Regions from separate parts of the Homo sapiens genome. Here region 1 is linked to region 2. Evidence: chromatin loops called from intact Hi-C (ENCODE). Cell type or tissue: CD14-positive monocyte. All regions are shown on one strand. Each heading gives the region's core, and the rest is flanking DNA. Links, peaks and the distances in the headings are about the cores only.

What was found. Hi-C counts contacts between places; a loop is a spot of excess contacts. Peaks named below come from ENCODE experiments on the same cell type or tissue, not always from the same donor. Only the 100,000 strongest peaks of a DNase experiment are listed, where the experiment ranks them.
Region 1: it touches region 2 in a loop (2.8-fold over the local background); 2 of 110 quality-filtered maps call a loop at or near these places.

What each region holds. Positions count from the first base shown.
Region 1 is chr7:47,495,138-47,510,534 of GRCh38, reverse strand. It overlaps TNS3 (tensin 3), which reads left to right. Exons shown (of 31, transcript NM_022748.12): 3 at 3,591-3,628. Among named protein-coding and RNA genes, the nearest start is that of SNORD151, 38 kb to the right of the region's middle. RefSeq lists enhancers at 5,664-6,164, 7,203-7,799, 7,800-8,397, 12,789-12,868, 13,169-13,288. In CD14-positive monocyte, for the core only: no CTCF peak of the experiment used is centred there; a DNase peak (open chromatin) is centred at 7,044; H3K27ac peaks cover 5,771 bases.
Region 2 is chr7:47,444,879-47,460,275 of GRCh38, reverse strand. All of the region lies in intron 4 of TNS3 (tensin 3), which reads left to right. Among named protein-coding and RNA genes, the nearest start is that of SNORD151, 12 kb to the left of the region's middle. RefSeq lists an enhancer at 12,426-12,926. In CD14-positive monocyte, for the core only: no CTCF peak of the experiment used is centred there; a DNase peak (open chromatin) is centred at 6,415; H3K27ac peaks cover 3,576 bases.

The DNA of each region.
Region 1 (15,397 bases), core at 2,821-10,820, 50 kb before region 2:
GTTTATGATGACAGACTCACTTCATTTTTGAGAAAATGACAAGCACTCGAGTCTGAATAACTGCATTTTGTCTGCTAGGAGTTCTTTCAAATAAAAATGACATCCCCTGAGAAGGTGGCTAGTTTAGCTGCCAGCTCACACAACTGCTATTCCAAAAAGGAGGCGGGTCTGCCTGGCTGAGGGTCAAAGTGAACACATACGTTTTGTCTTCTGGGCCTGTGTGCTTCAGAGATGGATTTTGGTGCGAAGTTCTTCTTCTGTTTTGCAGCCTCCCTTCTGGCCAGCACCTTCACAGCCCCGAATCCCTAAGTGGTGATCAGGTAATGAGGTCTCCATAGCTTGTGGGCCTGCTGGCTATGGGCTTCTGAAAGCAGACCTGGAACAGGTCAAGATTGGGACACAGTTGTCCAGCACGTGAATCCTCAGTCTCATCCACAAACCCCAGTCTCACATTAGTAAAACAGGCGAAGATAGGTAGCTTCTTTCCAGGGTGTGGTGGAAATTTGGCAATACGCATGCAGTTCAAACTTTTAGGTGCTGAGTGTATTAGCTGCCTGTTACTCGTGTTAGTGCTGCTATTGTGAGACCCTGGTCATGCACAACAGAGACGCTGTCCCTTGAGGAGCTTGCAGCCCATCGGGAGAGATGGACACAGGGAGATCATCATGATATGACAAGCCATGATGACCTGCCATGATGGTTCAGTGGCACAGAAGGGTGTCAACTCAGGAACGGAGGCAGCTGAGCCGGGCCCAGGAGGTGGGTGCAGGATGGCGTGAATGAGGAGGTGAGGTTGGTATGGGCAGGGTTAGGGCAGGCAGGGGTAGGGCAGGCAGGGGGCTGTCTCCTGTGGGCGGCAGGATAGGAAGCTGGGCCTGGGCACTGTTTGATTCATATTTTGTAATATGTCAGAAAGGCAGGGAGAGTATGGCTGGATGCAAACACTGAATTTGATGCACAGACGGGCTGGAGTCCCACCTTCATGGACCATGGCTGCCCCCTTGGCTGAGTCACCCTTACAGTTCCTCCCCGAGAGGTGCTTACGAGGAGCAAGTGCAGTAACATACGGGAAAGTATCTTGTACACTGCCTGGTGCGGTGCTGACCAGAGCTGGGCCACGGATAGATTGACGGTGGACTTGCTACTCTGAGGATTATCCATGCTGCTGACAATCGAGTGTGAAGTCCTAGTCCAAACATTTGTAAAACTTTGAGGGTCACTTGTCTACATACCAGAAACAATGGCCCTGCCTCTCAGGATTGTAGTCTTGGCTCATGGGCAGTTTATATGATTTCACTATGATAATTGAATTTAATGATTTTGCCCTACAGTGCCGATGGCTGTCTGGTGGCCGAGTAGGCCACCCACCATGAATGTATCATACCACTGCCACCCTTGCACTGACCAGGGCCATTTTTTTGTGTTGAGTTGGCGTGTTGCATGACAAATGATCCCCAAAGTTAGTACCTTAACATAGCAGTAAGCATCTGTTATCTCCCACTGTGTCAGTGATCAGGAATTTGGGACACAGGTGACTGGGCAGTTCTGGCTCAGGGTCTCTGGAGAGGCTGCACCATCTGAAGGCTTGGTTGGGGTTGGAGACCAGCTTCCGAGGTGGCACACTTCTGTGGCTGGGAAGCTGGGGCCAGCTGTTTGTGGGAAGCCTCAGTTCCTCTCCATGGGGGCCTCTCCACAGGGCTGCTTGAGTGTCCTCACAACATGGCATCTGGCTGTCCTCAGAATGAGTGATCCTGGAGACCAGGACAGAAGTCACGATGTCTTTTAGCCACAAAAGTCACACACCATCTCCTCTGCCAGGTTGCACTGTCACACAGCCCAGCTGATTCACTGTGGGAGGGGGCTATACACCAGCATGGGGGCCAAGAGACGAGGTCACCCAGGCCATCTGGAAGGCTAACCGCTGCATGATGTCGTGGTCCTGTGACATGCTGCTAGACGTGTGTGGGCAGAATTCTTTGCCTGACTCTCACTCAGCCAGAGGCCAGAGGCCTGCCCACCGCCCTTCTCCTTATCTCAGTCCTTTGTGCTGGCCTCTGCTGGGGATGGTTTCTGTCTGGACTTTTAATCTTGTGTGGAAGCCCCTTGTTTCCCAATGGCAAGTCTCTCTTGATTTGAAAATCACTGATCACCTTTGTGTGTTTTGCCCATCAGAAGGTGTAGGATAAATACATGTCTTTGTGAATAATCTTACAAACCTCAAGGTATAGAATGACAATTCAGCAATTCAAAAATATAGATCATACAAAGATAACAACCTAGCTGTAACTACTGGAGTTCTAATAATTGCCAGGCAGTGGGCAAGTGACCTTATCTGTTTCATCCTCATTCAACCCTACACAAACCTTTTTGACTTTGACACATCATAGAAAACAGAGTGCAGGAGGGGGAGTGAGACATTGATTAAATTCACGGGGTGTTGACACGCAGAGCTGGGATGTGGGGCCCCTCTCCCTGACTTCTGAGGCCTTGGTCTTCAGGTCCCACACACTTCTGCATGTGGACATTGCTTTCTAGTTTCAAAGCAGGGTCCCTTGAAGGATTCCATTTGACCCATGATAGCTCCGTGGGAGGAAGCAGAGACCCAGCTTGAGGGGCAGAGCCTGGATAGGAGGCTTTGGTCACTGTTCCCCAACCCAGGTCTCTTTCCCTCCTCCCACAGCTGTCCCTGTGGGCTGGCAAACGTGGGGGAAGGGAGGGCATGTACCCGACGTTCCCTTGGAGCTGGCACAGGAGGCTGTGTTGGGATTATTAGGTGTTGTTGCTTCATTTCTCTCTCCCTGTCCTGCAAGGCCTGCCTGCAGCATGCCCGTGGTGCTCGTGGGGAGGTTTATGCCTCATGATCACAGCTGCAGCCTCTGGGCAGAAGGGCCTGTGAAATCCGCATTGGTTCCAGCTCTGCATTGCATTGTTAGGGCCTCCGAAGGGACACAGGACTCGCTCCGTTCACACAATGGCCCCTCTGGAAGGATTCTCCTATAGGAATTTAGACATGAATTTATTCTGACAGTCAGTTCTCAGGTTGGCCGGAAGTGGAAGCACTTCCGAAATCCAGATGCACGACTTTCTCACAAATTTAAAGGCTCCCATCCGGTCTTTCATGGACACTTTAAATTCTGATTCTTAAGGGGCATCTTCCAGTTTCTCTTCTTTTTTCAGGGATCAGCTATAATTTCTGGGCACACACGAATGCATTCTGCTGCTGAAATTCACTATTCTTCTTTAGGGATCCAGTTCGGCTGGACGTACATACCCCTTGAAAAACCAATCTGCTCATGACCCCTTGAAAAACCAATCTGCTCATGACCGTGCTCCCAAGACATTCCTACCTGAGCCACCTGAGCTGTTGCTAACAGACAACAGTTGTAACTCTGCTCTTGCACACCATGTCCTCACTGCCTTCTGTCCACACTGCCGTGTGTCATATGTAAAAATCTCTCTCGTGCCAGAGAGAGGCCACCTATGGGATCTTCAAGCCAGAGACTCTGAAGGATTGAGAGGGTTTGAAGATGTAAGAATTCTTGCTAGAGAGACTGCTTGACACACATTCTTTCTCTTTTTTTTTTTCCCAGCCTGCAAGTATTCCTGCCACAAGAAATGTGAAGCCAAGGTAAGCATTCCGTTGCTTTCCCATGGGACTTTTTATAGCTGACTTGGCCTTCATTGAATGATATGTGTGGGGGGGCCTCTTTGGACTGCAGCCACGGAAAGAAAACTCTTTAGGAAAGCCAGGGCTGGGGTACGGTGTATACTTTTCATCTCAAGGATAAACCAAAGAGCTTTGAAATCCACGGTTTTGATTATGGAAAATAATTCTTAAGAATTTGATTTCAGATAAGAATTCAATAGTTGTCCCCTGGCCACATCAACAGCTCCTTCTCAGTGGCACATGGTCCCTGGTTTCTCACTGCCTTGTCATACTGCCTCTCGGTGGAGAGAGGGCAGGAGCAGGGAGGTCCAGGGCATTCCCCTGGCCTGGAGACTTTTCTGCCTCATTTTGGAGATAGTTGTGCATAGACGGATTGGGGTTTTCAGCTGCCACGGAAACCTGGGAACCCTGGAGTAAGGTTTAGTGATGTTCACTGAGGTTTGTGAGTCTCTAGAGAGGTTCAATTGCCCGATGGCCTCTATGACCAAAGGAGGCCTGGCTATGTCCTGTTGGGCTTAGGGTTTTGGTGAGTGGGGAAGTGAGGTGGCCTGGAAGTGCCGTGTGGGAAGTGACAGACACCCCAAGGAAGAAGCACATGGTTTTCTACGTTGTCTTGGTGCTCGCACCTTCAGATCTCCTGGGGATGGTGGCTGTACTTACGGAATCCCCAAGTATGATTTGGGTCTGCAGTCGGGGTGTCAGCAGTGTTTTGCCCCATCTACTGTTTGGCCCTGCCTATGGGGGCTCTGTAGGTGCCCTGACAGGTTGTCCCCATGGCTGTAGGTCCAGGGAAGAGGAGTTTTAGAGTCTTGGGATTTTGCTACTGTTACAGACCTCATGGGTCAGCTGTTTTGATCATTTCCAGCCCTGCCTTCGGCTCCGAGTGGAAGGCTATGCTGGAAGCTGACTTCATGTTACCATGAACTCACTGCATGTGGGTCTGTTTTCCATGTGAGGACTAGGGCGGCTGGTTTCCCCGACCCTCCCGATCTCAGGCATACACAAACACACACATGAGTAAATACACACATGTGCATGCACATAAATACACATGCATGCACATAAATACACATGCACACAAACACATTTGTGCTCACACGCATACATGCATATGTGTGCACAGAAATACACACACACACACACACACACAAAGTTGGAAGAACTAGACTAGTATAGCTCTATTTCTTTTCTCCCAAGAGACTTTTTAAAGTCTTCATTATGGAGAATGCCGAGCACGTGCAGGAGCAGAGAGGATGGCACAGGGCCTTGCTGCCCCCTTCCTGAACCCCAGACCAGCAGCCCCTGTGACCTGGCCACACCTCCTTGCTGGCTGCCTCCTTCAGATGTCATGTGGGGTGCACTTCTCGGGCCTCCTGGGGGCTGTGTGGAGCGCTTCTCCTCTTGCTTTCCACCCTGCTCTGGAGAGGGCTTCCCCTTTTCCAGAGGAGTGGGCATTTCTTGTTCACACACTCCTAGGCGTAGCTGATTTCTGACCGTGGTTTATTTGAGGTTTTTTGTCCACAGATAGGCTCCTTTCCTGGGGTGCTGTGCACCTTCAGTGGTGTGGGAGCAGTGCTTCTGAATGCAGTGGTGAGTGGGAAGATTGTACCTTTGGGGGAGCATTTCAGACTTGGAGAGCTTCCCCCTCCCCTAGGAGGACTGGGATGTGTTGTCCCTCACCCCTGTTGTATGGTGCCTTTGTCCGCATTGCTTGCACCTTGGGTCGGCTGCGGAGTAGGAGGAGGGGGTGGGCTGCTTGTCCTGACTCTGTTGTGGGCCCAGCCACCTCTGAGCCACAGCCGCAGAGATGAGCCTGCTGTTGTTCCTTCCATTTCTTAAATGAAGCCTGTCGCCGGCTGCTTAAGGGATTGAATTCTTTGGTTCAAAGTGTATTCCAAAATCCTTAACTATCACTGAATATGGAATTTCTAACGGCAGCAATTGGCAGTTTGCTGAGGGATGGATAAGCTCTTATTCCTATCAGATCACAGTGTGGGGAAATATATCCGTGTTCATTTTTTTTATAATACAGCTTTGAACCACAGGGGAGAAAGCCCCTGGCAATAACAAAGCACCTTCTCATTCCAAAAATATAATGCCGTCGTTGTTGGGGATATGAGGGCCATAACTCCCCAGCTGCTCCTGCAGGGTATGTGGCTAAGGGAGCCGCTCGGTCTTCCAGGAACTGAATATGGCTGTGGCTTCTCCCACATTATTGCACTCGGCTTTTGAGTCCTTCATTACTGTGTTTACATATATTGCCCAGTGGGCTCCTTAGACGCTGCACTCAGATTGCTCAGGCAAGTATGAAGCCTTGGTTCAGCTCATAGGCTTTGGTCTGGCATCAGACCCAAGACTGGGTGGTAGCGTGTGCTGTGTTAAACCCCCTCGATGGTGTTCCCCTCTGTGTGGGAGCACTTGCGCCTGTGTCTACAGGCTCCACACATGCCCTGGAGCATGTGGCTGGTGTGTGGTGGTGCTGTTGATCTGCTGCTGTCAGTGACATTGTCACAGGCTCCTCCCATCCAGGCCCTCAGAGCCCCTTCTGTGGCACTGACAATGTGGAGAAACCATCCTGCAGAAATGGGGACCGAGACAGCAGCTGGGGACCTGCCTCAGGCAGGGAGGCAGAGCCATCGTTGGGACATTTTGAGAAGCGCCAAAAGACTGCTATCACTCTCTTCTTGAGCCATTGGACAGTATGTCCTCTCAGGCCAGGCCATGCAGCTCAGTGGATGGATGGAGGCAGAGACCTGGACTTGGATCCCAGTGGGGCTTTTTGTCTCCTGAAGCCTTTCTAGTCCCCCTTGCTATGGTCTTGATGTTTGTGTCTCCCCCAGATTCCTGTGTTGAAACCTGACCCCCAAGGTGATGGTAGCTGGAAATGGAGGCCTTTGGGGAGATGATTAGGTCGCGAGGGTGGAGTGTCTATAAATGAGATTAGTGCCTTTATAAAAGGGACCCCAGAGAGATCCCTTACCTCTTCTGCCATGAGCATACATGGCAAGAAGGCACCCTCTATGAACCCTGAAAAGGGCCCACACCAGACACTGAATCTGCTGGTGCCTTGATCTTGTACTTCCCAACCCTAGAACCTTGGGAAGTATATTTCTGTTGTTTATAAGCCTCCCAATATTTTGTTATAGCAGCCCACATGGACTTAGATAGGCCCTGAGCCTCACTTTCTTCCTGCATAAAAAAAGTGAATAATAGGTTTCTGTAATAAACAGAAAAATAACTTTCTCTTAGCTGTTGGTTATGTTAATACTTAAGTTTCAGGGAAGTCACATAATGTATGTACAATCACTTGAAAGTTTGGGATTTCAACTGTTTTGCTTCCTGGAATGCAGTGCTTATTCATGTGAGCCACATGAGCTGTGTGGGCATCATGACTTGCTTTTTTCCTGGCTGTCACTTGACTTACTGGCAAGAGTGAAAAAAGAAGTAGGAGAAATGAAGCAGTTGTAGGAAAGCAGATGTTGGGGAGGGGAGAAGGGGGAGGAAAGGGTGGCAGGTGGTGCCCCCCTGAAGGAAATGAAGGGGAGCTTAGGCAAGCAGATGGAGGCATGGGAATCCTATCCTTGAAACCTGCAGCCTGGCATCATGGTGAGATGCCTCTTCCGCCTCTGCCCACTTGCAGACACATTTGCTCCTTAGAGTTGCACTTTGTGTAGGGTATTGAGTATCATCTTGAATCATCAGAGGTGAAATGGACCTGCAGATAATTTTTTTGTAAACTTAAGACCCCACGTAGGGACCATACGCAGGAGTTAGTGAGGGGAACATGCGCAGGAGTAATGTTGGGGAGATGCCCTGCACAGGGTCCCGATGCGCAGCTCCCCCTTTAATCCAGGAAAAACACAGAACCTCCTACCACCTGGGCTCCAATGCTCTCAGACCCCCTGGCTCATCCTCAGCCTTTGCAGCCTGGCTGCGAAGGTCCAGCTTGCTGTTTCTCTCTCTGCATGTGCCTCGGTTTGCACCCTTCTTGGATATAAAATACAGGAGTGCTGGTGTTGCCTCCTTGCTGAGTCTGTAGAAGGAGAGTGCAGCAAGAGGAGAGAGGTCCCAGGCTCTGTCCAGCCTCTTGGCTCCTGCAGGTGGCCTCAGCATCTTCTTCCACTGTCCCGGTGCTACGTCTGGGCACTTGCCAAGCCAGGAGCCTTTCCCCGCTCTCCAGCTGGCTGCTTGAGGGAGAGAGAACTTTGTGATAGGCTTGCTGCTCTTTTTAAGCTGAGACTACAGGAGGTCCTGGGGAAGTCAGCGGAACCCCCTGCTGCCCTCATCGCCTGCTGCCCTGGGGGCCTTTGCTGGGCTCTCCCATCAGGGATCCCCATGTCCTGGCTGCGGCTGATGCAGGAGCTTTTTCACTTCCACCAGACAGGCCCAGGGCAAAGACTTGGTCCTCTGCCATGGAAAACACGGGACCTAGAGTTTATGGCTTCTTCAGAAACTGTCCCTAGACATTCATCCTGGGCGTCAACAGACGCTCAGTGGCCTAACTGATAAGTTTCAACCATTAACTTCTGTCTGGCAGTTAACTTTCATCTTCAGATCACTCCTTTTCTCTGCATGCTAAGAGCCGCAGCTGCCGTGCAGTGGGATACGGGCCTGCTGGGTCCCAGGGATTGACCTCTCCAGCCCCCTCTCCCCATTGTCTGATGAAAAACCTCGAGACCCCAGGGAGGTGAAACAACTTACCTATTGTCACCTAGCTTCTGGGCCCAGAATTCATGGGCGTTGCATTTCAAAGTTCTGATTTTTGCTGTTCCATGTGTTCTTTTTGGTGCTTTGCCATCTTCATGTATCAGAAATGGAGCTGAGGTTTGTGTGGGTGACTTTAGCCCACCTTGCTCGTATGCCTACAGAACCTACTATGCCTCTTGTGAACTCCAGCTCCAGGGCCAACTTCTCTAAAACACGAGTTGAGCGTCTCTCCCGCTTGGCTTGGGGCTCACTCCTCTTGGGCTGCATCTCTATTTCTCTCTCATGAAATGATGCCTGAGAATTCTCTGACTCCCGCATGGCTCAGGCCTCTTCTTCCCCATGAAGGCTCTGCTCATACATCCGTGGCATCTTGTCCGAGACTCCCAGTCCTCCCACGAGACAGTGAGCAGGGGCAGTATCTCTCCCCAATTCCCATAGCTCTTTGCAACCCTGCAGGGGCCTCGGCTGTCGCAGCTGTGCGTTTCTGTTTTGGACCTTCTCACCCGTGCACAAGGAGGGAGGCTGTGGGAGCTGCTGCTTTGCTGACCCTGAGCTCTCGGTTACTGCATTCTTTGAGCCTGTCTCATCTTCCATGTCCAGACCTTACCCTGTCTAGGGCCCCAGAGCCTCCACTCTCCAGCATCCCACCAGCCAGCTCCGCTCTGCTCAGGGCAGGGGCCTGTCTTTCCTGCCAGCACACAGGCCACGGAGGCTGCAGACTCTCGTCCCCACCTTCAGCAGGGTTGGTGCTCCCTGGGCTGTTGGTGGAGGATGGAATCTGGTGAAGCTCATTGCCACAGCTTTTAAGGTTGGGGTGTCAGCTTTGACCTCCCCAAAAGGTGTAAGTAGTGGCCTTTCTTCATATGGTCTTCACTAGGAATGAATGATCTGAATTTGCTAGTAACAAGGCCTAATAAATTCTTTCTTTCTCTCTTCCTTTCTCCCTCCCTCCCTCCCTCCCTCCCTCCCTCCCTTCCTTCCTTCCTCTCTTCCTCCCTTTCTTTCCTTCCTCCCTTCCTCTCTTCCTCCCTTTCTCCTCTTCTCCCTTTCTCCCTTTCTCTCTTTCTCTCTTTCTGTTTGTCTTTCTTCCCTCCGTCACCCGGGCTGGAATGCAGTGGTGCGATCTTTCACAGCAACGTCCACCTCTTGGGTTCAAGGGATTCTTCTGCCTCAGCCTCCCAAGTAGCTGGGGTTATAGGCGTGTGCCAACACGCCTGGCTATTTTTTTTTAATTTTTATTTTTAGTAGAGACGGGGTTTCACCATATTGGCCAGGCTGGTCTCAAACTCCTAACCTCAAGTGATCCACCCACCTTGGCCTCCCAGAGTGCTGGGATTCTAGTGTGAGCCATTGAGCCCAGCCAGGACCAATACGTTTTTCATAACCAAAAGGAAAATCCCTGGCCCTGCGTGTAAAAGCTCTTTTGTTGTTTGTGAGTTCATCTCTTTCCTGCCCCTATTTGTACCCTTTACAATAGCTTCAGGAAGATGGTTACTCCCTCTGAACTCAGCTTCTTCATTTGAGCATAGGATTTTTAGGGATGTCATGAGATACATCTCTCCATGTCCAGCCTGTGCAGAAGGAATGCCACTCAGTCAGCGCTGTTGAGGGATCTGCAGGACCCTGCCGAGTGCTTTAGATATGCTCTGTCATTTACTCGTCACACTTCTGTCTGAGGAGGCTTGTTCTGCTCCCTCTTACAGGTGACAGGGCTGGGACCGAGCAGTTGCATCTCTTGCTAAAGCCTGCGATGGTCCTGCCCCAGCTCACGCGGCCAGCACGGGCTCTGCCTCTCTCTGCCGTCTCAGTAAATGTTTACACGGGCATCCCTTCTCCTCCCTCCCCACTTCTTGCTCTAAGGGCGGAGGCAGTTAATTTTTAAGCCAGCCAGTTCAGCAGACATTTCCTGAGGGTAGCTCTCGGCCGTGCACAGAGCTGGACCCAGATGCAGCGTGCTGTCCACAGGGAGCTTCTGTCTGCAGCCCCACAGGACGAAATGAGAGTCTGATTCTGCCAGATGATTGCAGGTCTCCACCTATGTTTGCCAAGTGTGTGTGTGTGTGCGTGTGTGTGTGTGTTTTAATGTTTGACAGCTTTTAAAATGGTTTTTAAAATTAGAAGATGTTATTTTTAGAGCAGTTTCAGATTTGCCGCAAAATCGAGGGGAAAGAACCGAGGGCTCACACACACGTGCTTACATGTACACACGCATGCATATTCACGCACAGAGACACACACTCTCCTGCCGTCAGCATCGCCGCACCAGAACAGCACATTTGTTAGAATTGATGAGCCAGTATTGATGAGTCCACAGTCTACGTTAGGGCTCACTCTGGGTGTTGTACATTCCATGGGTTTGGACAGGTGCATGATAAGTGACATCCACCATGACAGTACCGTATGGAGTAGTTTCGCTGCCCTAGAAATCCTCTGTGCCGCGCTTCTCTCTCCTGCACCCCGGCAGCCGCTGACCTTTTCACTGTCTTCATAGTGTTGCCTTTTCCAGAATGCCATAGGGTTGGAATCATACATGTGTAGCCTTTTCAGATGGGCTTCCTTCACTTGATAATATGCATTTAAATTTCTTCCCTGTCATTTCTTGGCTTGATAGCTCATTTCTTTTCAGCTGAATAACACTCTGTCATCTGGATGTGCCACAGTTTACCCTCCATTCACCTACTCAAGGTGGGTACTGATTGGTGGCTTCCATGTCTTTCTTTTTTGCTAGTTGTCACTACTGTCAGAAGAACCATGAAGCATCCTTAAATTCTGCTCTTTTTGAGGACACTTTTATTCCTTTTCCTGTAAGATCCCTTTTCTGGTAGGCTGTCCTCACCAATCATTTTTGACTCATTTTAATTAGAAAGTCACTTTACACATTAACACCTTACTAGAGGCATGTTTATACCTGTGTCTCTTTTTCTACTGGGAACTATTACTCCTGACTCCCAGAGTCTGGGAAGTGGCCCCACTGTGTGAATCCCATCAGCCAAGGCCACCATGTGGGCTCTAGGCTCACTCTCAAAGTCAGCAAGCCACATTTGGCTTTTCATGTCAGCACAATTATACTTTGTACAAAAGAATTAAGGTTTCTAAATCCCTAGTAATCTGAGCCTCAATCAGAGGCATTCATTGTGGACTTCTAGGCCTTTCTTGGACTCGAAGGTGGCCAGCAGGACCAAGCCACTGTCAACTGAGGAAGTGCGTCAGCTGGGCGACACCAGCTGCCAGCAGCTCGGGGCCTTGCCCTGTGGGGCTCTGCTCCTTGCACCGTCTCGGCATCTGCGGGGCTTTATGGTGACCCTGCTGGCATTCCACAGGCTGGGAAGTCACTGAGTTCGCCACTTTACACCAGAGGAAACAGGTCTTTGAAACTGGTGGTGACCTTTGGCCGGGCTGACGGGACCATGTTGGCTGTCTGGTTATGAGTGAAGTTCTCGCCCTGTGATGGCAGGTTTGTTTTTTAGTGCGGCATAAGTGTAAGCTATATTTGTGTAGGAAGTCCTAGCCCTGCCCCAAAAAGAGGCCAAAAGAGAATTATGATCTTTTGAAACAAGATATTTGTTTTAAATAAATAATATAATTTTAAAATGTATCCTGTGTTTTCTCTGAATCATCAGTTTTCATTCCACATTGTGTTGTAACAGATGAAACAACACATACCTGGAATGAATCTGCACCTATTTGCCACATCATTTTAACTACGTGGCCAGTAACCTAATTAGCAGCTCTGCAGCCAGCATCTGTATCTGTGTCCTGGGCAGGAGGCTAGAAGGTGCAGCCGGAGGGAGAATGTGGGTCCCTGCATCCTGCACGTGGCTCAGGCCAGGCCTGTCTGCCTTGACTCTCGGCATCTGTGAAATGAGGGTAACTTTCCATGGCACTGTGGTTACATGGGAGGGTAGGAGGCTGTTGGCAAGGGCACCCCGTGCCTGCAAGTGTGTTTTATTGATTAAACTAGGGCTTTCGAGGTGCCCTGGAAATCTTCTTCTGAACCCCACCTCTGTGTCTTTTGACCAGTTCTAACCTGAGAAAGAAGCTCTCCCTGCAGAACCTCCATTACTTGAGAAATAATTTGGACAAGCGTGCTGTTGGTTAAGGTTCACTCCCCACCTCCACCCTGCGGGATGTTGTTGGGTGTCTGTTTACCAGGGGTGTCACGGAGGAGAGAAGGGGCCAGCTGACCTCATGCAGCCAGGCTCTGATGACAGAGTGGGACACCCAGAGAAGATGAGGCCCCTGAATTCAAAACAGATGCCACTTTCATGGTGACAGTAATGAATGTTTGAGTGACTGCCCTGACTGGGTCAGATAGACCAGGGTGGGGAGCCCGGTCCTGGAGGGAGCCCCATATAGCTCGAGGGGCAGGGGACAGAGCAGCAAGGCCAGGCATCCATGGGCACACGTCGCTCCAGTGTAAACAAAAACAAAAGAAAAGAGCACGCGGTGAACATTTCCTGCTCTGTGTGTGTGTGTGTGTGTGTGTGTGTGTGTGTGTTCCATACGTGAAACTCTGTACTAGGCGAATACTTATTTTCTCTTGCCTGGCCTCTTTGGGAGAACAGAAGTACAAAATGGAAATTTGCATGTGTAGCTCTCAGAAGCAGCTTCTGAAACTTTGAGGACTCATAAAAGAGAAGAATGAATAACAGACCTGGGTCTGGATCCTGACTCTGCTTTGTCTTACCCATGTGACCTTGGGCTTCAGTTTCTTCCTCTATAAAACAGGAATTAACCCCTACTAAGAGGACTGCGGAGAACTGAATTCAACAGCTCCCCAAGCACAGGGCCTGGTGGCTTCTGCAGGAGTGCTCTTTTCCCCTTTTAATACCTTAATCTGCATCATTGTATTAGGAATCACTGTAGATGTCTACAGTGTCAGTTGCTGGAAACTACTCTTTCTGCAGTTGTGGTACTGACGCTAGTAGATTTATTTCATGAAATGTTGCCTACCGCTAGCATAAATCACTATGCATTTTATTTATTAACTGTTAAATGACAAGAAAGTATATATATTTTCTAAATTTTCTTCTGAGAATGGGGTCTGCTCTTTTAAGCAAACAAATTCCATTTAGTGGGCTTAATTAGTGCCTCAGACTTAGCCTGAGGCCCACCTGAAAGTGGTTCCATATGGCTAATGGCAGAGCCGTGGGCTTAATATTTTCTGACACTGGAATCCAAGTGCCTCTTGCTCGATGCTGCCTTGGTTCTGGCCAGCTCTGTGACCTTTCCCCTGACTGGCTGCCCTTCTTTCTACTCCCCCCAGCCTCCTGCATTTGCACAGGCTCACCCTGCCTTGGCTCACCCCACAGAGGACTTCCGTAGTCCTGGCCCACATCGCTGCAGCCAGGGTATCTGGGCCTAGGGCAGAGCTGGGTGCTGCAGGTGTCCCTGCCTGCTTGGTCTTGGACTTCTGATGTGATTTCCCACAAGCCCCTGACGAGCAGGTACAGATGCATCCCCAGCCCTCCGCCTCTCTCACCTGTGCCTGGCGTTCTGTACTGCGTGTGCGTGGACTCTCCCACTCAGACTCTGTTTGCGTTGGCCACCATCGCTTTTACTCCCGCTTCTCTTGAAACACGTTCTGGCCGGTGGTGTGCAGATGAGGGTTTATACCCTGCTGGGGGTGCAGCGGGCTGATTGGCAGCCTCTGCTGATTCCCCTGGTGAAAATACCTCACCTCCCCCCGCCTGCTTCCAAGCTACCAGCCTGACATTAATCAGCTTGAAACACTCCTGAAAATGCCATTTGGCTCCAGCACCTCCTGCCCATCAGCTCTGGTCACAGGGGAAACGTCCCTCCTTCCACACATGTGGCCCCAGGTGCTCTTTCTGCTGACTCTGGCTGCCATCTGCAGGAGCCCTTGGCCCCTTTCTAGAAGACCCCAAACTCTGTATTCCCCTGTGTGAGCTCACATCCTGTTCAGTGATGTCCTTTTTTGACGTGCTTATCTTACTACCCCTTTTTTCAGACCACCATTCAGTTTTTGAACTGCTCAGAGTCTATAATGTATGCTTCCTCCCATTATCCTGTCACCCCTCCTCCAGGCTCACTGGGGTCCTCTCCTCTCCTCAATCCAGGGCCTCTTCACCTCTGGGCTTCTGGGCTGGGTGGCATCGGGGCCTCTCCCCAGCCCTGTGGCACCGTGTGCTCCTTCTGGATCACAGCTCTTCCTCTCTGACCCTGCCTCTGGCTCTGTCCAGGTTAGAAATCCACTTGTCATAATGTGTGTGGTTTCGTCCACTGCTCTCCTGAGTGGTCTGTCCTTACCCCTTCCCTCTGCCGAGATGGAGGAGGAAGGTGTGCTGCAGTTGGGGAGCTGCAGAACGGCCTGTTCTCTTTCAATGTTTAGACACCATATGCAGTGCATCTTTTTAAAATTTCTACTACAGTCATTCTTCCACATGGATGCCACCCACCCTGGCATCTAGCAATGTCATCTCTGCAGAAGCTTATCTCCGGGACTTTCTGGCAGTCCTGGGCCCTGGCTCTGGCTGGGAGACTGCATTCTGGCTCTGAGTGTAGGTTCCCAGTGGGATCTTGTTCCTGAGACCTCTCTATGGCCCGTTCAGACTCAGGTCTTCCAGAGCCTGAGTTCAGGCTGGGAGAGGTGTTGGAAGCCCGCCCCTGTTGGGACATAACCATCCCTGTCAGGCTAGGAGAGACCTCTGCAGGCCTCGTCCTCAGGGCGGGGGTCGTGGCCCTGTGCCCACCATACTTCCAGATACCCCACTCTGTCTCGTGCAGCCCCTGCCCCAGACGCTGCCCTCTCATGTTGTCAGCGTGTGTGTCCATGAGTCTCAGCCCCCTAGACCACAGGACAGGCACTTAGTTGATGTGCGGCACTGAAGCCTGTGCTCTCTGGCGACTGCACCAGTGTTGCTGTGCATGCGCCTTCATGCCTCTCATTGAGACATGGCTTCACGTTCCATGGGGAGAAGAACGTTTCTTTTTTTTTTTTTTTTTTTTTGAGACGGAGTCTGGCTCTGTCGCCCAGGCTGGGGTGCAGTGGCGCAATCTCGG
Region 2 (15,397 bases), core at 2,792-10,791:
TGCCCCTCTATGTGTGTCTGTGTCCTAATCTCCTCTTCTTTTTTTTTTTTTTTTTTTTTTTTTGGGACAGAGTCTTGCTCTGTCGCCCGGGCTGGAGTGCAGTGGTGCGATCTCGGCTCACTGCAAGCTCCGCCTCTCAGGTTCACGCCATTCTCCTGCCTCAGCCTCCCGAGTAGCTGGGACTACAGGAGCCCGCCACCATGCATGGCTAATTTTTTGTATTTTTAGTAGAGACGAGGTTTCACCGTGTTAGCCAGGATAATCTCCTCTTTTTATAAAGACACCACTCATACTGGATTAGGGCCACCCTAATGGTGTCATTTTAACTTAATCACTTCTTTAAAGATCCTGTTTCCAAACTGTCACCCTCTGAGGTCCTGGGCACTAGGACTTCAACATATGGATGTTTGTGGGAATGCATTTCATCCATTAACAGATGGTACCAGGCATTTTGTCAGTCTCCAGTGGGGAGGAGGACGGTGCTACCTTTGCCAGATATGGTGGGTAATAAATCATAAACTTGAAGTTATGGTCTTGATTATGGAACAGATGAGTCCTCTCTTCCACTGCCCTGCCCCTCCTTCATTAATCAATCAGTTTATAAATATTTATGTCCTGGGGACCTCTGATGCACCAGACACTGGGCCCTGTGTGGGGATATGGAGGCCTGCCGTGGTTCTCTTGTGGGGGAATTTACATTCTAGGACACTCCAGTGGCATAGTCCACTTGGGGCCTGAGACTGACCTGGGAGGGGATGAAGGTGCTTGCAGAGAGGTTTGGAGGTGCCGTTTTCTCCTCTGCTGTGTTCTCTGGGACACTGGTTTCATAACTATCCAGACACTTCAAGTCTCTTTACCTTTGACAAGATAGTTTCTTTTTTGGAAAGGGGATAAAATATGCTTAAATAGAAAAAGATGGAATGGGTTTCATGTTTTGTATGTTTCCTCTTCTCTGGGATGATGCATGTGGTCCTGGAAGTCACAGCACTTTCTAGAGGAAGTCCTAGTGATGTGGACCCCAAAGCACATGGCATCTCTGGGTGTTTATCCCGAGGCAGCCACTAAGGATGTTAACATTTTAAACTATAGAATGTTTCTCATAGCATCATTCATAAGAGTGGGAAATTTGAGACCAAAAAACATGCTGTTAAAGAGGGATTATGTTCCATCTGGATAATTGGGTACTATGCCACTGTTAAAAATTGCAGTGCAGAAGAAAATATAGTGATATGGACATAAAGCACCATTTGGCTTTTAAATAAGTATGGGCGGAAGAAAGTCGCCCGTACTTATTTAGGGGTCCATCCTATCTGGCTAAAGTTGGTTATCTTGGGGTATGGGAGGGAGAGAGAGGCTGATTCTGTCTGCTTCTTTTTGTATATGTCTACTTTCTGAATTTTCTATAACCAAGTAACTTTTATCATAAGAATGAAAGTAGGTGGTACTTGTTATTTAAAAAGCTGGTTCTCAGAGCTAGCCTCTCAAGGGCAGTGAGGCCCTGCTCTTCAGCCACAGGGGTCTACACAGGCTCCTCAGATGGCCTGGGACCTACATGCCTGGGGTCTGACTCCCGAGCTGCAAGCCTGCACCTGCGGGAAGGGATGGGGGGACTGCTTGTTCCTCATGCAGAAGGCTTCGTCTGTGGTTGGCTTGTGCTCACAGGAGGTGGCTTGAGCAGCCCCGTTTTTCACAGCTCATCCCAGCGCAGACTGATTTTATTTCATCTTGTTTTATATTACATTTTATTTTATTATCATTTTCAGATCCAATTTGTACAGGACATCTAATCTCTCTGGGATAGAAATGAGGGAGAAAAAAGGTTGGGGCATCCAGGAGGCACAGCTGTTCTAAATGTGAGCCACTGACTCATGAGGCACTTCCAGATGGAAGCCTCAGAGGTTAGAGGACACATCTGTCCCCATGTTTAAAAGGGAAATGGATGCCCTGTGCTCAGCTAGTGAAGCTGCCCTTTGGCAGAGCCCCAGGTGACTGTCCCATGGCGTGTGTGTGTGGGAGTTGGGAGGAGCCCGTGGGCCCTGGCCTAGAGCACTCATCCTGGGCAGACGTGGCCTCAGCTGACTAACCAGATGACCTTGAACGGGTCAGTTAGATACCAAGGACATTATTTCCTCACCTGTAAGAAATTGAGTAAGATCACCCATGTTTCTGTGTAGTGTAAACGTCATGTATGTGGCATATTGACATTATTTTGGCATGAGACGTACTGTCTCAATAGGTTTTAGGATTGACCTGAGCAGATATACTTCCTTTTTTTGGTGCCTCAGACTATGTCCTCTTCCCAGAGTCTCCTGATAGGCTCAAGCTTCTGCTTGTGAGCTGCTAGGAGCAAGTTCAGGGTGCACCTGAGGACAGTGCTGGGTCCCTGTCATTGTCCCTGTTTTTACAGATGAGGACACTGAGGCGACAGGGCTCACTGACTACCCAGAGTAACCTGTCTGTAGGGCAGAGCTAGGATTTGAGTCAGGCTCCCTGCCTCCAAGTCCTTTCCCATGGTCCTTCAACTGTAATACGCTCTGCCTCTGCAGAAAGGATGAGTGGTGGTAGATGGATGGAGGGCACCATAGTGTGTAGTGGTTGGAGGGGACTGACTTGGAGCTCTATAGAAATAGGGAGCATTCTAGGTGCTTGAGTGGCAGGAAACCATGGTGGTGATGGGTTTTTGATAGCTTGGGTTTCAGAAGTGGTAACGAAGTTAATTTAGTGGAGAAAGTGGGAAGATGAAAGGGAGAGTGATTAGGAGGAGTGGCCTCTTGGAGGCTGTTGAAGCTATTTGGAGTGAGAAGGGCCTGTCTCTGAGATAGGTTGCCTATCCATGACGTGTGTGGAAGTGGGGAGGAGCTGTAGGCCCTGGCCTAGAGCACTGATCAGGTCAATTAGATATCAAGGGCATCATTTCCACACCTATAAAAAGAGAACATTTTAGTGAGGAATTGAGTGAGATCACTCACACATCCCCACTCCATCTTCAGTGGAATTACCCAGCTAGCTTAGAATGAACCATGGTGGCAGTATTTACGCCACAGGAATGGACAGAGGATACATCGAGGTGGTTGCCTCTCCCCTCCCCTCCCCTCCCCTCCCTTCCCCTCCCCTCTCTTCCCCTCCCCTCCCCTCCCCTCCTCCCCTCCCCTCCCCTCCCCTCCCCTTTACCAGCACACCTCCAGGGATAATGATATGGGAAGAATTGAGCCCACACTGAATATTTTAAAAGACATTTATAAAGAGAGATTATCATTTTCTTAAAAGAAAGGGGTAAGGTAGGGAGAAAGTTACTATGATACTGAATTGTCCTACACAATGGGAGTCCTTGGAAGACAGTCTCGTTAATGTCATTCACTAATACTCATAACCTTCAAAAGGGCTGAGAAACACTCAAGGAGGAAGAGCTGAAAGCGTCCTTAAGGAATGGGGACCTGTTGTTACCCAGCTGGTTCTCACTGTTGGAGCTCCAGATGTGGAGGGGGTTGGCTGAGGTGAGCAGCAGGTGTGGGGCAGCGAATGTCTCGTGGGCTGTGTTGTGTGTGTGCTTGCCGGGCCTGCACCTATACGTGCTGGTCCTTGAGCGTTCCCTGTTGCTGTCTCAGCATCATTTACCTCCTCAGCTTCAGGGGACCTGGGTCTGTTGGCCTTGTCTTCCTTCTCCTCACATCCTGAATGGATGCCCTCCTGGCCTCCGTTGATTGCCCCAATAGTAATAATGTAATATACTAGTAAAAGCTGGCACGTGTTGAGCATGTGTGGTGTTCCAGGCACAGTATTAAGCACTTTGCATGCTTACCTTACTTGATCTTCCTAGAACTCTGCATTATGTGCCATTTCCACCCCCATTCCCCAGGTGGGGAATCTGAGGCTTCTAGAGGACGAATATCACGGGGTTGCTGGTGAATGTTTAATAGAGGTTTTCCAGGTAAAAGCTCGGTCGGCAGTGTTTGCTGATTTCTTTGGTATAAATACTCCCCCCATTGCTGATTTCAACCTCCGACCTGATGTCTGGGAAGTGCACCCTGGGCTCCTGGAGCCTGCTGGAGCCACTCCTGATGCCACTAACAGATGAGGTCCAGGTCAGCAGCTGTCTGCTCTTGGGCCTGACATTTCCACCTATGTCGTCCACTGCCCAGTGTTCCCCTTATATTAATCTTGCTGCTGCTACTACCACTAAACCTTGTTAAAAACAATTGAGATTGTGTCACTCCCCTATGCAGAAACTTCTGACACCTTTCATCGTCATGGATTCATCATCTGGCATTTGGGCTCCTTGAGCCCGGGCTTGAGCCTCTTTCTCATGCATCCTGTGAGCATGGCGTGTGTCACTCCTGGCTGCCCCACCCACCACACGCAGTGTGCCTCCATTTCTCTGCCCAGACTCTGTCCTCTGAAGGAATTTGCTCCTCCTGCCCCACCTCTGCCACAGGCGCCCACTTTGTATCAGATGCTTTCTAGCCATCCTGGCCTATCCCAAGAGCTGCCCTGATGGATCTGCAAAGTGGCCGTGGTTTCTAGAGCTGGAGACGAGCTCTTCTTCTCCCAGGTGCCCATCGCCGCCACCTCTGGCACTGCCTTCTCTCTCCTTTATGGGGTCTTAAATGTGTACTTATCCAGCACCTCCAGGACAGGATTCTCATCCATTCAGTTTTCAGTCCATCCTGGTCTTTCCCCTCTGTCACACCTGCATTCTCCCTGCAGTGCCTGAAATGGGCTAGCCCTCCTGCAAATACTTGTTTGCATTTGTGGATATGAAAGGGAAGCAGGGCTGCTCAGAGCCCTCTCTGCTTGTTGTTTCCAGGGTTATCCATATGAATCTGATTATTGTGGGATAAACTCCAGGTTAAGGCTGCTCTGTCAGTGTCAGTGCAATTCATTAGCTCTTCATTCTAAAGCAAAAGCCCTGCTGTGCCCTTCTGGGTGTGGAGGCAGGTATGGTCCTGGTCTGAGTTGGGGTGATCCTCTCAGCATTCTCTGGGCAGCCCCTTTGCCCATCAGAGTTGGCCAGGCTGGGGTGGGTGAATTAGGCCCTTCCCTCAGCCTTGCAAACATTGAGCTATTGTATGGAACCAGCTGGCTGCAGGGCCAGAGACCTATCTCTGTGGCCCATGGTGGTCAGCATCTGTGGGTCTTGCCCCCGTCAGCACCCCCGACATCCCATGTGGACAGGACCAGGTATCTGTATGCTGGGGGTTTGGTGGGGCTGTCCTTGGGATGCCTGTGCTGTGCCCTGAGGGGCTGGTTTCCAGGCTCTCTGCAGGGGGATCTGTGTGAGTTTGGGTGGGACATCTAACAGGACAGAACGCAGCTCTGCAGGGCATACTCCAGAGTGGACTCAGCATACATAACCCCTCCCACCTGCTGCAGGGCACTTTCAGACTCCGGAGATGACTGACATTAACACGGGCTCATTAACAATGTTGTCACCTTCTAGAGAAGGCACTTCCCTCCCAGGCCGCCCTTGCTAACTTGCTCGCCTATGGATGGGAGCCCCCTGCCTGGCTCTGCCTGGCTGGCCGCTGCCTGCAGTTGAGGACACTCCCATTGGGGGTACTTTGAGAGAGCTGGCTCTCTAGGGCTCGGCCTGTTTTCTGTCACCATGAAGTAAGGAATAAACTGGCCTGTCCTCAGGGTGCCACACCCTGCCCAGCTGTTGCCCCCCCAGAGCAGCCCCTCCCCATGGCCTTTCCTCCATTGTAAAATGCGGGAGTTGGACTGGAAACAACACATGCAACCCTCCTCTCTCCCCCAGGGCTGATGATGAGTGCTGCTGGCTTGGGCTTGGTGCCTTGAGGCATCTTCTTAGTCCCCACAGAGATCCTGGGAGGCTGGTGGTGTTGTCAGCTAGTTTCACAGAGGTGGAAACCAATGCTCGGAGGAGTTAAAGTCCTGTTTAGTGTCTCCGGGTCTGATGACTGTGGCCAGTAAAGGGACAGGTGGTCCTATTTTGACCCCCTGCCGTCACTGCTGTGTCTGCCCCTGCCAAATGGTGGGCAGGTGGCAGGAAGCGCAGGCTGCCTTGTGGAGCTGAGCCTGGTCTGAGCAGTGCACCCCTGGCTAGTTATAAACTGGGGCCCCCTGTTTGTGTTCAGCCTGGAAGGAGACACCACGTGGTTTCCAGTGGAATGGGCGCCCCCAGAACACCCTGCCCACTGATAGGGTTATGCTGGGGGCCCAATGAGGCCCTCCCCACCTCCCCTCCCTTGGTCCACTTTTCTATGTGAAGAAATGTTTTCGTTATGAAATAAGTGATAAAAATAAAAGAATGTAAGTGCATGTAAGATGTTACAAAAAAGCACACACAAATCTCCCTGTCAGTTAAAGGGACGTGACTGACCATGTAGTCATGAGATCAGTGAGATCAGTTTAAACAGCTGCCTGGGTGAGTCTAACAGCTGAGGACACGATGTGGCCCGGGCTGGCCACCCTTCCTCTTAGCTCTGAGTGCTAAGTGAGGAAATAAACCCGCCTCGGGCAGGTCCGGGACTCTATGTCACCAAGATCTGCCGTGTATCCGGCCTCCATCTCCCGTTTTGTAACTCAGAACCGTCTGGTGCCTCATTCCCATAACTGAGGTTTCGCTGCATACCTTTCCTTCTCTCTGGCCTGGCCACTCTTGTCTTTAACCCTGTTTTTGTGCTTGTTTATTGGTTTGGTTTTTATTTTAAAAATTTTATTTAGTTATGTTGAATTCATTCGATGAGTCATCTCAAATTCTATTTGGAATGAAGTGGAGCAAAAATGAACTAAGGAAGGAAGTGGTAAAGGAGAGAATGGGGTTGGGGGAGAGGAAGGAAAGAGGGAGGGAGGAAGGCCAGTGGGCATCAGGCATCTGTTACCTGGGATACAGAGGTGAGTAACCTGCCCTCCCAGCAGCTCGAAGTAGGTTTTGTTTTTCCTGGGGGAACTTTTGAGAGGCGGTTCTCCCTAGTGGCTAGTCCCCAGGAAGGCACAGCCACTCAGCTTCCTGGTCAGAAGGCTCTCCCGGAGAGCGCTGTTCTTGTTCCTGTCCCTCAGGCCCTTGGCAGGCTGGCCCTCGGCAGGCTGGCCCTCAGCCCCGGGCGGACATTGTCCTGTGAGCTCCATGCCTGCGTGCTCACCGTGGGGCCGGGCACACCTGCCAGCTGCTCCTGGCTGTGGTTCTGGGGACTCCCACACTCACCAGGCTCTCCCACCTGGTGGGCTATTCCAGCTGCCTCCTTTATGCCCAGAGCTGCCGAGACATTAACACGAAGAGGGGTGTGCTTGACTAAAGCAGGGGAAGGAGCGAAACGTAGGAGGAGCTGTTTCTGGAAGGGAAAAGCAGCCCTGGCCGGTGGTCCCTGCCCAGGCCCAGCACAGTAAGTTCCCAACTCCCCACGTGCCGCCTCTCGGCTGGGCTGGCACTGGGCACTTTGTCTGTCCCTGGCCACCCTCCTCTGTGGCCTCCGGTACTGGCTGCTTTGCAGTGAAGGGGCATTTCCAAGTCATTTTTCCCCTTTCACTTCAATGCTGCAGATGTTCGGTGGGACCTTGTGTCCTAAGAACCATCCGCCCCATCTGCCCCTTCTTGGGAAACTTATTTGTGAGAAGAGCAAAGGGGAGCTTCCGACTTCTTTGGAAATGCTGACATCTCTGTGTCCTCCCTGAGTGTTGCTTACCTCTCCCTGCTGCCAGTCTTCCTGAGCTGCCTCCTTCCATATGGTTCCAAACCAGCCTGAGCTCCTGGCCAGGGAGGCAGGATCCTGTGACTATTTCGTTACAAATAAATAGAGATACAATCTTAGTCTGTTGTTTCTCATAGTTGAACATGAAGGTAAAATGACAAGATGACTTTATTTTAGTTTCCCACCCTCCATGGGGTGTACTTTCTCTGGCAGTTCTTAACGATTGCTGCTTATGTTTAAAAGCATTAAGCAGAAAATCAAGTTGGGCAATCCTGACAATTAATTGGTTCCTGGTATTCTTGTTCTGGAAGGGAAAAAAATGTCTTATTAACTGTGTGGCTTTGGGAAAATCACTTACCCTCTCTGAGCATTGTTTCTCCTACTGTTAAATGGGCATTGTGGTCACAGCTGGTTTTGTGATCTAAGGGGGATCCTAATAACTTGTGGATAAAGTGCATTTCCAGGGCCTCACAGAGGCCTGACACAGAAATAAGATGATGGAATAAGTAGCTAATATTTCTTTGGCACTTATTACTGGCCAGGCACTGTTCTAAGCCCTATGTTTATGTTTCCTTATTTAATCCTTCCAAGAATGCTGTTTCTGTCTCCCTTTTCCAGATGAGAAAACTGAGTCACACAGAGGGCAAGTAAATTCCCAAGATCAGACGGCTTACTCGAGCAGTAGAGCTGGCTGCCTACCCAGGCATTAGTATTACAAAGAGTGTGTGCTGAACCCCCAAGTCGTATGTGCTGGGTGGTGGAGGAATCAATGAAGGATGAACAAATAAATGCCTTGAAATTTGCCAGCTGAATGTTGTTCAGGTTGTTGCCTTTGAAAAAGATTTTACATTTATTTCTTCTCCATTTGCTTGGTGAAACAAAAACAGAATGTGCAGAGGTGTCTCAGCCCAACCTGTTTAATTGTCCTCACCTCACACATGGCCCGGCAGCTGTGATCTGTGTCTCTCGTCACCGGGCTGTTCATAGTCCTGCTTCCTTGTGGATTTATCCGTGGCTTTTGTTTCTTTTGATTTATTTATTTATTGGAGATGGAGTCTCGCTCTGTTGCCCAGGCTGGAGTGCAGTGGCACCATCTCGGCTCACTGCAATCTCCACCTCCTGGGTTTGAGCGATTTTCCTGCCTTAGCCTCTGGAGTACCTGGGACTACAGCCACATACCACCACGCCCGGCTAATTTTTTGTATTTTTAGTAGAGACAGGATTTCGCCATGTTGGCCAGGTTGGTCTCGAACTCCTGGCCTCAAGTGATCCATTTGCCTCCACCTCCCAAAATGCTGGGATTACAGACGTGAGCCACTGTGCCTGGCCTTTTGTTTCTTTTTACAGAGCTGTTTACACTGCTAGTTTTCAGGGCTGGTCAGGCTGCTAGGAGCAGCGCACAGGCCCTGGGGACACCCAGGGGAGCTGATATTCTCTTTGCAGGCTTAGGCCTTGCTGGGATTCCTAACATGACGTCCATAAAAGGGCTGCTTTTTCTTATTTTTTAGACAGCGTCTCAGGCTGGAGTGCAATGACATGATCTTGGCTCACTGCAACCTCCACCTCCTGGGTTCAAACAATCCTCCTGCCTCAGTCACCCAAGTAGCTGGGTTTACAGGCACCTGCCACCACACCTGGCTAATTTTTGTATTTTTAGTAGAGACGGGGTTTCATCACGTTGGCCAGGCTGGTCTTGAACTCCTGACCTTGTGATCCCCTGCCTTGGCCTCCCAAAGTGCTGGGATTACAGGTGTGAGCCACCATGCCCTGCCAAGGGCTTCTTTTCTTTCCTCTTCACCAAAAGCCAGTGAGGACAAGGAGAGGCAGGGAACGGGGTGCCATGTTTAACCTATCCTGGCACTGCCCTGCACCCATATTGGCCCCTGGGTAAGCAGGAGTGAGGGCCAGTGCTAGTTACTGCTTCTTTGGCCAGCCTGGGCTGTAGCTAGAGGCCTGGCAGATAGTGGAGACCTGCTTTCTGCCAGTGGTCAGAGCCCCCCTGGGAAGAGGGATGGTCACCTCTGCTCCAGGGTCTTGGGTCTTAGGGAGGCAGAGATGCTAAGGGGACTGCTTCTTAAAGGGTAGTCTTGGGGAATTATGTGAGAAAACACTTAAAAAATGTGTATTACCGTTTTCAGTACTTGAGTAGGCACAGGGTACTGAGGTCAGCTCAGTGGGTGAGAAAAATCCACAGTTTATAGTCATGTGTATCCAAGTCACACTGTTAGCTTTTACCGAGCTGTCAAGCTGATGCTTAACCACATTGCTATTCTGTGGGCACTGTCTTCCTAAATAGGCCCCAGTTATTCCATGTTATGACCTTGGGAAGGAGCAGATGTCACTGCTTTTCATCCTATTCTTCTTTTAGATAAGCCTGTTAAAGTCAATGGGTACATTTATTTTTGTTAACCCAAAACTAAAGCTAACTAGCTGTCTGTTATTGAAATCTAATAACAGCATCCTCATGCCTCTTCAGATGGCCAGATGACTCCACAGCCACTTTGGGATTAGTGGTTCGTTTCTTCCTTTCTTCATTCTACAGACTGCTGTGCTGGGTGGCTATTGTGTGCAGAGTGCGGCCCCAGAGGCTAGAGATACCTCTGGGAGCTAGACTGCCAGTGCCTCTGCTGGATCCGCATGGGAGGGGGCTGTAGAGCTCAGACGAGAATTCACAGTTAGTTGTTTTCTTGCAGTTGTGGTCGGCACAGTAAAGTAGACCAGGGCTGGGCGTGGTGGCTCACGCCTGTAATCCTAACACTTTGGGAGGCCGAGGCGGGCATATCACCTGAGGTCAGGAGTTCAAGACCAGCCTGGCCAACATGGTGAAACCCCATCTCTACTAAAAATACAAAAATTAGCCGGGTGTGGTGGCGGGCGCCTGTAATCCCAACTACTGGAGGCTGAGGCAGGAGAATCACTTGAACCCGGCAGATGGAGGTTGCAGTGAGCCAAGATCACCCCACTGCACTCCAGCCTGGGCAACAGAGTGAGACCCTGTCTCAAACAAACAAACAAAAACAAAACAAAAAGGAGACCAAAGTAGAAAGGAACATATGACTCAGGTCGGGTAGGGAGATCAGATTATGCTTTGCTGGAAGTTGCCATCTGAGCCAAGTGCTTGAGAAATCACAGGAGTTAACCAGGTAAAGCTGGGATACATGAATGAGGAGCATTCTAAACTGTGTGGTATGTGCAAAGAACCTGGGGCAGGAGGAAGCACAGCAGGTAAGGTAGGGACAGGGAGTGAGGGAGGCACATGAGGAGGCAGGGGCTGGCTCACCCAGGGCTCTGAGGACCAGGCTGAGCACCTGCCTTTCACCCCATGGCAATGGGACGTCAGTGAAGGATGCTCCATTTGAAATGCCGCACTAGCATTAATTGCACGACATAGGCTTGGTTTGCTGCAGCTGACTCTACTCTTCACACTGCCTTCCACCTGCAGGATACGCACCCGTGCCAGGCGCACAGTGCTGAACGTCGAGCAGTGACTTCCCTGGGCAGTAGAGATTCTGTACAGTTTAACTGGATGTATCGGCAACATACAGTGCAAGGCTCAGGGACAATCTGCAGTGAGCAAGGCTGGCTTGTTAGTCTCAGGCAGGCATTGGACATTTTTGTCTTTATTCTGTGAACAGTCTCACAAGGGAGACATCATTGTCCCGCTCCACAGATGGGGTCACTGAGGCTCATGAGTGCCCTGGCCCAAGATTCTGCAGCTGGCAGGTGGTGTGGGACTCACACCCAGGTCTGTCTGATTTCAGATTTCATTACTATACTGTGAGGTTTTGGAAACTGTTGATTTGTTCAAACAAGCAGTCGAAGGACATAGGTTAAAAAAGAACCAAATTCTGGCTGGGAGCGGTGGCTTACGCCTGCAATCCCAGCATTGGAAGCCGAGGTGGGTGGATTGCCTGAGGTCAGGAGTTCGAGAGCAGCCTGGCCAACATGGTGAAGCCCTGTCTCTACTAAAAATACAAAAATTAGCCAGGTGTGTTGGTGGGTGCTTATAATCCTAGCTACTCGGGAGGCTGAAGCAGGACAATCGCTTGAACCCAGGAGGCAGAGGTTGCAGTGAGCCGAGATCGTGCCACTCCATTCCAGCCTGGGTGGCAGAGTGAGACTCTGTCTCAAAAAAAAAAAAAAAAAAAAATCGAATTCCCACCAGAGTTGGGCTCTCATTGATTACAAGCTTGTCTCGAAATTAACCTTCCTGTCAGGTGGGGGCTCCCAGATCCTCAGCTGTGGAGAGGAACATCAAACCAGCTGGGATCCCACCCCACCTGGGGAGGATCCCATGTCTCCCTGGGACGTCGTGGACTTCAAGGAAGTTTTGTTGCAGAGGGAATGGGGCCTGTGTCTTTCACTCTTCCCTCCTCCCTGTGCTCCCCCTCTGCATGCCCCACATGGGTGAGTGCAGAGGAGGCTGCTGGCTTTCTGGTGAGTGTGCTTACTCCTGCCCGGGTGGTGGCCATGGTGTTGATGTGACAGCCAAGGGAGCAGCTCCAGGGATGGCTGCTCTGGAAATGTGCTTTGGCAGTGGCCTTGGGGAATCTCCAGTGGCCCTTTCAGTCCCAGCAGTCCACAGCCTCCCCTCCTTCTGCCAGGGCCCCCAGCCTCCTGCTGTCTTCTCTGCCTTCTTTAGGTGGATGTGCTTGGCTCTTCCCTTGTTCTGCTCCCAGATGTGCAGAAAGACTCTTTGAAGCTCAGGTCTTCCTTCTGATCAGGGCTGTCCTCCTGAGCAAGAAGCCGCAGTTCACAGTGGAAAGCATGGTTCTCATAGAGATACTAGAGCGAGCATCATCACATGTTCTAGAGTTGTCCGCTGGTCTTGGCAAATGGCGCGTGGTGGGGTGGGGCGCTGTGGGATGGGATGAGGCTTTAGGGTAGGGTCTTTAGGGTGAAGCCTAGGGTGTGCTAGGATAGCGCACTGCAGGATGGCGCCCTGCAGGAGGGCACAGCGGGACTGAGAACTGTAGGGTCACTGCAGGACCATGTGCCATAGGGCCACTGTGAAAAGCAGGTTTGCCCTAGTGTGCCATGCGTGGATTGCTAACTCCAAGGTGAGGTCGGGACATGAGCGCACAGTCCTGGAAAGAGGAGGGAGATGAGGCCTAGGCGAGTGGAGGACCTTTCCTGAGGCTGCAGGTGCCAAGCGGTGGACCCTTAACTTGGACCCAGACTGCCTGATGTGGAGCCTGTGTGCTTTGCCATAAGGCTAGGCTACTTTCTCCCAAAAGAGGTGTTTTTGCCTTCCTGCCGCTTAGTCTGCTCTCGCCCACTGCTGTGACACACTAGGAAGTGCTCTGTCCTGGGCAACAGAGCAAGACTCCATCTCAAAAACAAACAAACAAACAAACAAACAAACAAACAAACAAACATATGTGGAACCAGAATGACCCTCCAGGCAGTGCATCTAATTTTTTATCTGAGGAATGCCTCTCCTCACTTTTCACTCACTGACTCAGGGAGTCCAGGACTGGGATGACCTCCAAGTGTTTGATCCACAGCTGTCATTTTACCGGAAGAGAAAGGGAGTTTAGTGACCTCATTGACCTCATTGAGCCCATGGGGCCAGTTTGTCACGTGGCCAGGATGAGCTCCAGGACCTGTAGAAGGAAAATGCTTCTAAAGAGCAGTCTGGCCGGGCACGGAAGCTCATGCCTGTGATCCCAGCACTCTGGGAGACCGAGGCCAGTGGATTGCTTGAGCGTCAGAGCAGCCTGGACAACATGGCGAGACCCCCATCTCTACAAAAAAAAAACAAAAATTAGCCGTATTTGGTGGTACATGCATGTAGTCCCAGCTACTTGAGAGGATGAGGTGGGAGGATGATCTGAGCCCGAGAAGTCACTGAGAGGCTGCAGTCAGCCGTGATCATGCCACTGCACTCCAGCCTGGGCGACAGTGAGACTCAAAAAAAAAAAAAAAAAAAAAAAAAGGCAGCCTGGAACAGGGCGGTCTTTGCAGGCTTACCTTTTGCAGGTTTAACCTTAACCACAGATTCTACCTGGGCCTCCCTTTTCTCTTTCTCTTATTTGGGTGTTGAAGGCTGTGATAAGAGCATGCCAACAGGGACACAGGTGAGGGAGGCATGGGCTGGGCAGAGGCTGGGTGGGAGGCTTTGCTGTCTGGGTTTTTTCACCCTGGAAAACAAGAGAACAAAAGAAGCAACTTGTGTTTCTATCTCATGGAAACTCTAATCACTAAGGGCTTGGATTTGATTGACATTGGCGATAGGGTCCACAAGGAAACCACAGCTTGGGAAGGCTTCTGAGGACGTGAGCAGGCAGCTCTCTTTTCAAAACACCTAGAGAGTGGAACCTTGCCTCTATTAAAAATACAAAAAAATTAGCTGGGCATGGTAGCAGGCACCTGTAGTCCCAGCTACTTGGGAGGCTGAGGCAGGAGAATGGCATGAACCTGGGAGGTGGAGCTTGCAGTGAGCTGAGATCGTGCCACTGCACTCCAGCCTGTGCAACAGCAAGACTCTATCTCAAAACAAAACAAAACAAAAGAAAAAAACACCTAGAGAGTGAGTTTGCAACACAGATTTGCAGGACTGGTGCCTACAAGTAGAGAGAGTTTTTTAAACCTTATATGAGGTTAGGATTTCGGGTTTCTCAGGAGCCAGGTTTAATATAACCTATAGCAAGTTAGTTTCTCAGTCATCCTTCAGTCATGAAATGCATTATGGTGCACACACAGGGTTTAGATTTGTGCAACCCAAGTGTAGGTGTATTGTTTACTTTCAAATAAAGACTTACAGTGACATTGTATCCCTGAGTCTCCTCTTGACAAGCACAGTATTTCAGAAACTCTTGGCGGCAGTTCCAGTTCAGTATGGGGCCTGGTTCTCATTTTAGTCCAAGTCAAAGCAGCTGAGGGGGTTCTACCCCAGTGTGTCAGGGGGACCTGTCATAGGCATGTCCTCTACTTGGTTCCAGATTTAACCCCTGAATGATTCAGGGGGATTTTAGTCACATGAGATCTCAGACGCTGACTTGGAAGTGATGGAAGGGCCATAGTTTCTCTGCCCTTTTTGGCACGGGGCTAGAACAGCTCCCCCAAGCAAGAGTCTTTTATCCTCACTGATGTTCATGTGATTCAGGGGCAGCCTGTGCAGGAGAGGGTGTGGACCACCTGAAAGCCAGGAGATGGAAGGAGAACAGAGTTTTGGTGTCAGAAGGTGCTACTGCAGCTTAACTGTGGGATTCCAACACGTCCGCCCACCAAATCCTCATTTCCTCATCACCATCCCTATGTTACCAACCTGTAACATGTAACATAGGGGTGGTGATGTCTGCTTACTGGGGTTTCTGCTGGGCTCCGTGCAATGCTCTTCAGGGTTGTGCTATGGAAGCTGCTGAGCACCACATGCCTTGGAGGTGGCCAGACCTGTGTTTGCACATCTGGAGGCATGAGGTGGACAGATGCGGGTCTGGGGCTGGGGATTTGAGTGGGTGTCAAGCTGTCTGTGTTTTTGGAGGGTGGCCCTGAGCTGTGCTGGGTTTCTCGCCTCGATTTTAAGTGGATGTAGACTTACATAGAAAATTGGGTATGTTGGGGGACGGGCTGAATTCCTCCTTCCTGCCCCTCTTCCCAATACAGAGGTTAAGGAAGGGGTGTCTCTGGGCAATGCTGGGACACTTTACAGGAACCCTGCATTTCCGAACACTTCATGTAAGCAACTTTGTGCAATTCAACACTTTCTGACTTTTCACCAGCTCAGGTGCTGGGGCCTCCCTGTG